Linked DNA regions of Homo sapiens: region 2 is linked to region 1. A link is an interaction called in ENCODE POLR2A ChIA-PET data of the cell type or tissue named here. Cell type or tissue: HepG2. All regions are shown on one strand.

Region 1 (2,500 bases):
TAAGTAAAACACACAAGGTTACACAGCTATGAAGTATCCAAGCCAAGATTGTATCCCAGGTCTGTGGGACTCCGAAGCAAGTGCTACATTCTGCTGCTGGGCAATGCGGGGATTACTGTGTGCCTTGAGCTCCCTAAGAGTTCTCAACACCACTTCTTCCTTTTTGACAGGCTCTGGCTGGGCTTTGACCTTCGCTCCGACCCTGGCCTGCCTGTCCTGTTATTTCTCTCGCCGACGATCCCTGGCCACCGGGCTGGCACTGACAGGCGTGGGCCTCTCCTCCTTCACATTTGCCCCCTTTTTCCAGTGGCTGCTCAGCCACTACGCCTGGAGGGGGTCCCTGCTGCTGGTGTCTGCCCTCTCCCTCCACCTAGTGGCCTGTGGTGCTCTCCTCCGCCCACCCTCCCTGGCTGAGGACCCTGCTGTGGGTGGTCCCAGGGCCCAACTCACCTCTCTCCTCCATCATGGCCCCTTCCTCCGTTACACTGTTGCCCTCACCCTGATCAACACTGGCTACTTCATTCCCTACCTCCACCTGGTGGCCCATCTCCAGGACCTGGATTGGGACCCACTACCTGCTGCCTTCCTACTCTCAGTTGTTGCTATTTCTGACCTCGTGGGGCGTGTGGTCTCCGGATGGCTGGGAGATGCAGTCCCAGGGCCTGTGACACGACTCCTGATGCTCTGGACCACCTTGACTGGGGTGTCACTAGCCCTGTTCCCTGTAGCTCAGGCTCCCACAGCCCTGGTGGCTCTGGCTGTGGCCTACGGCTTCACATCAGGGGCTCTGGCCCCACTGGCCTTCTCCGTGCTGCCTGAACTAATAGGGACTAGAAGGATTTACTGTGGCCTGGGACTGTTGCAGATGATAGAGAGCATCGGGGGGCTGCTGGGGCCTCCTCTCTCAGGTAAGTGGAATGGGGTTCCCAGGGGGTGAGGGCTGCCATGTTGCACAACTAGGGGAGGGTACTATTCTCATTACAGTGTATGTGAATATTGCCCTCTGGTGTAGTACAGTACACAGCCTGCGTGGCCAACCATAGCATCCCTGAAATGGGTCCATGGGGCAAAGAACTTGGGGCTGGGAAAGTCTGAGTGGAAAGACAAAAAGAAGCTAAGTGGAACCCTTGGCAGGGTGCCTACGGCTTGGGTTTGCAGAGGACCTGGCAGAACCTGGCCAGACACAGACGTAGCATTCCAGTGTGCACCCTTTCCTTTGGCCTACTGGGCCCCAAACCAGGTATCTGAGGCACCTGGTCAAAGTTCTGCTGGCTCAGGGTGCCAGAACTTTCAGACCTTTATCTCCTCTTACCCATTAACTGAAGCTTTAGAAAGGCCACAGTTGGTGGGCGCCTGTAGTCCCAGCTACTCAGGAGGCTGAGGCAGGAGAATGGCATGAACCCGGGAGGCGGAGCTTGCAGTGAGCTGAGATCGCGCCACTGCACTTCAGCCTGGGCGACAGAGCGAGACTCCGTCTCAAAAAAAAAAAAAAAAGAAAGGCCACAGTTGCCAGAAAGAAAGGCACAAGTATGCCTGACTCAATCTGGATCTCCAAATCCCTGCAGGCTGGTTTGGAGGTCCTTTCTGAAGGCGGGGAGGTGGTTGAAATTAACTTTTGAGGCCCTTTTGGGAAACCAGAGTTCTTAAGTTTATCCAACTATTCCATGGGAGTTCCAACTCCTCTGAGATGATAAGTCTTCCCTCCACCCAAAAATGTATCTGAGCCCTCAGCCCCAGCAAATAGATCACTCATGTGTATTCTTTTTCTCTCTTGGACCTAGGCTACCTCCGGGATGTGACAGGCAACTACACGGCTTCTTTTGTGGTGGCTGGGGCCTTCCTTCTTTCAGGGAGTGGCATTCTCCTCACCCTGCCCCACTTCTTCTGCTTCTCAACTACTACCTCCGGGCCCCAGGACCTTGTAACAGAAGCACTAGATACTAAAGTTCCCCTACCCAAGGAGGGGCTGGAAGAGGACTGAACTCCACAGAGTCAGGCCCAGAAAGCCAAAGCTTGACAGCTCCAGGTCTTCTCTTGCCACGTCTTGGTCTCCACAGAACCACAGTGCCTTAAGATTCTTGATCTGCCTCCCCCTAGAGCAGGCCTGGGGCTCCTGCAATGTGTGTGCCAACCCTTTGTATTTTGTTGAGGACTCTTATTTCTCCGTTACTCTCCTAACCTTTTCTTCTTTTTTCTTTTTCCCGAGACGGAGTCTTGCTCTGTTGCCCAGGCTGGAGTGCAGTGATGTGATCTCGGCTCACTGCAACCTCCGCTTCCCGGGTTCAAGCGATTCTCCTGCCTCAGCCTCCCAAGTAGCTGGGATTACAGGCGGGAGCCACCACACCCGGCTATTTTTTTTTTTTTTTTTTTGTATTTTTGGTAGAGACAGGGTTTCACCATGTTGGCCAGGATGGTCTCGAACTCCTGACCTTGTGATCCACCCCCCCCCCCCCTCGGCCTTCCAAAGTGCTGGGATTACAGGCGTGAGCCACCACACCCA
Region 2 (2,500 bases), 240 kb before region 1:
TTATACTTTCCTCATTTGTTTCAGTGGATTAAGGTACCTAATTGTTCCATAACACCCTACGGTTTCTAACTGGCTTTCATTTAACATTGACACCGTTAATGCCACCACGCAAGAATGAACTGTTTACTTGCCTGAGAAATTGCATGTGGGATTTAAAACTTTTTCTAAGATTCATTTTTTCAACTGATGATCTCTCAGGAGTATTTTCTGGTGGTGTTTGAGACAGTGACTGATGTTGGCATTTTCCCAGGGTGTGGAAGCCCCCAAGTTTAAAGCCCAGCTGACTCCGTGTGCCAGATCTTCACACAAGAAGGACCAGTGATATAAGGGGTTCTCCAATTATAAAATTAACAACTGGGAGGGATAAAAAAATCGCACCACTAACTTTGGAGAATTAGCTGAGAAAAATTTTACGTAGAGGAAAAAAGACTTGGAAAATTGTCTTCTGAATTAAACATATTAGTCTTCTTCAGGTAGCAGCAAATAGAACAATTGATTGTGACCGAGTGCCTTTCTTTCTTTCTTTCTTTCTTTTTTTTTTTTTTTTTTTTTTTTTTGAGATGGAGGTTTGCTCTTTGTTGCCCAGGCTGGAATGCAGTGGTATGATCTCAGCTCACTGAAACCTCTGCCTCCTGGGTTCAAGCGATTCTCCTGTCTCAGCCTCCCAAGTAGCTGGGATTACAGGCACCCACCACCACACCCGGATAATTTTTGTATTTTTTTTTTTAGTAGAGATGGTGTTTCACCATGTTGGCCAGGCTGGTCTCGAATTCCTGACCTTGGTGATCCACCCATCGTGGGCTCCCAAAGTGCTGGGATTACAGGCATGAGCCACCACACCAGGCCTCCAAGTACCTTTCTTATGGACCAAGTTCATTTCCAATATTTTAGCAGTGGCGTTAGGTAGACTGTATATGATGATTCTCCTAAATAAGGTTATTCTCTTTCTGTTAAATATGGTTTTCATTGATTTATGGATGTATCTGGAACTATTATTTTGGCAGGTTTTACAAGGCCTCAGAATCGGTTCGGATGCAGGAACTGTGTTTGACGTTTATGTCGAAGTTCTCATCAAAGCCTGGAAAATGTGGAGCCTCTTTTGCAAGAGTGGAGATTGTTGCCTTTAAGCCAGATCTTAAACACTGTTAGCTCATTGTGAAAAACACAAGTGCCAGTGATTAACAAAGAATGTTTACTTAATTTACTTCAGATCTGGTCTCAGTTAAAGGTTAGCTCATCCTTATCAGGTGGTCACAGAAACTAGATCCCAGTAGCAGAGTGACCTTTGGAAGCTAGAATTGTAGTCAATGGACTTAAAGTGAGATCGTGGGAGCCAGTTCTTCACTTAATTAAGCAGAGTTGAAAGACTTTCTTCTTTCCAGCTCCCTATTTTCCTTCCTTGGGCTATTTTCTGTAAGTCAGACTTGGTTTGCCTCAATACTACATATGCCCTGTAAAAATAAATTAACTACAAGAGACTGTTGACTGTATGGCCACCAGCCCTGCCCTGGTGTGTGTCCTTTGCAACACTAGTGTCTGAGGTGGAGCCCTCCATTCCTCGTGTTTTTCATCCACTCCCCCTTTCCTTCCTCTCCCCCGCCAGTAGAGGACTGTTTGCGCAAGAGACCAATGGATTAGCCAGCAGGTCTAAGCAGCTGCAAGGATAGGTCTCTCTTTTGCCCGGGGGAGAGAGATACCAGCTTGACTCGTGATCAGGTACTTTATTCCTTATGATAGGGAGCTCAGAATCCAGCATCAGTGTTCCTATTAATTTCTTGTTAGTTTTGTAGCTTTGGGTATCTGCACTTGTCAACAGTAGGCTGTAAGAATATTTATTGGAAACCACAAAAATCTCACTAGCCTCCTCTATCCCGGAGCCTGGGATGGCAAAGTGCTACACCAGAAAAGGGCTATGTGGATCACAAGGACAGTGTAGGCCTCATGACTCTGAGATAACAGAACAGAGGCACAGAGAGGCTAAGCAACTTACCCTAGGTCACACAGTAAGAGGAAGAGTGAGCCAGGATTTGAACCTTGGTGTGTCTGACATAAAGGCCAGCATCCCATCTATAAAATGGAGCTAGTAATCATACCAGCCTCTTCAGGTTTTTGTAAAGATTTGATGAGAAAATATACAAGAAGTCACTTTATGAACTGTGGATCACAGCCAAGTGTGACAGGTCATCACTATTGTTGCCCATCAGTCAATTATCTGGGATGGCCTGAGGTTGTGTCATACCTACATAAGCCACAGAAAAATTGACTCATGAAAGAATCAGGGCTGGGCATGAATGAATGAGAAACTACGTTTAAATGGAGCCCAGACTGAACGGGAACCAAATGTGGGTTCTAATGCCATTACTCATTACTGTTACCCAAATATGATCCTGCTCCCCTGGGAGGGTGGCTCTGACCTTGTCACTCCCAAGCCTGGCACCCCCAGAGCATGCTAGAGTGGTGGTGGAGGGCAAAGATGACAAGACATGGACTCTCTGGGTTA

What was found. Peaks named below come from ENCODE experiments on the same cell type or tissue, not always from the same donor. Only the 100,000 strongest peaks of a DNase experiment are listed, where the experiment ranks them.
Region 2: POLR2A ChIA-PET joins it to region 1 with 6 read pairs; 2 of 35 experiments call an interaction of 5 or more read pairs at or near these places.

What each region holds. Positions count from the first base shown.
Region 1 is chr17:7,037,982-7,040,481 of GRCh38, forward strand. It overlaps SLC16A13 (solute carrier family 16 member 13), which reads left to right. Exons shown (of 4, transcript NM_201566.3): 3 at 171-908; 4 at 1,782-2,136. The coding sequence ends at 1,981. Among named protein-coding and RNA genes, the nearest start is that of SLC16A13, 3.2 kb to the left of the region's middle. In HepG2, a CTCF peak has its summit at 378 (motif pointing left); a DNase peak (open chromatin) is centred at 1,291; H3K4me3 peaks cover 1,862 bases.
Region 2 is chr17:6,794,992-6,797,491 of GRCh38, forward strand. No RefSeq gene overlaps it. Among named protein-coding and RNA genes, the nearest start is that of FBXO39, 20 kb to the left of the region's middle. RefSeq lists an enhancer at 1,177-1,321 and a cis regulatory region at 1,240-1,257. In HepG2, no CTCF peak of the experiment used is centred here; DNase peaks (open chromatin) are centred at 1,150 and 1,620; H3K4me3 peaks cover 650 bases.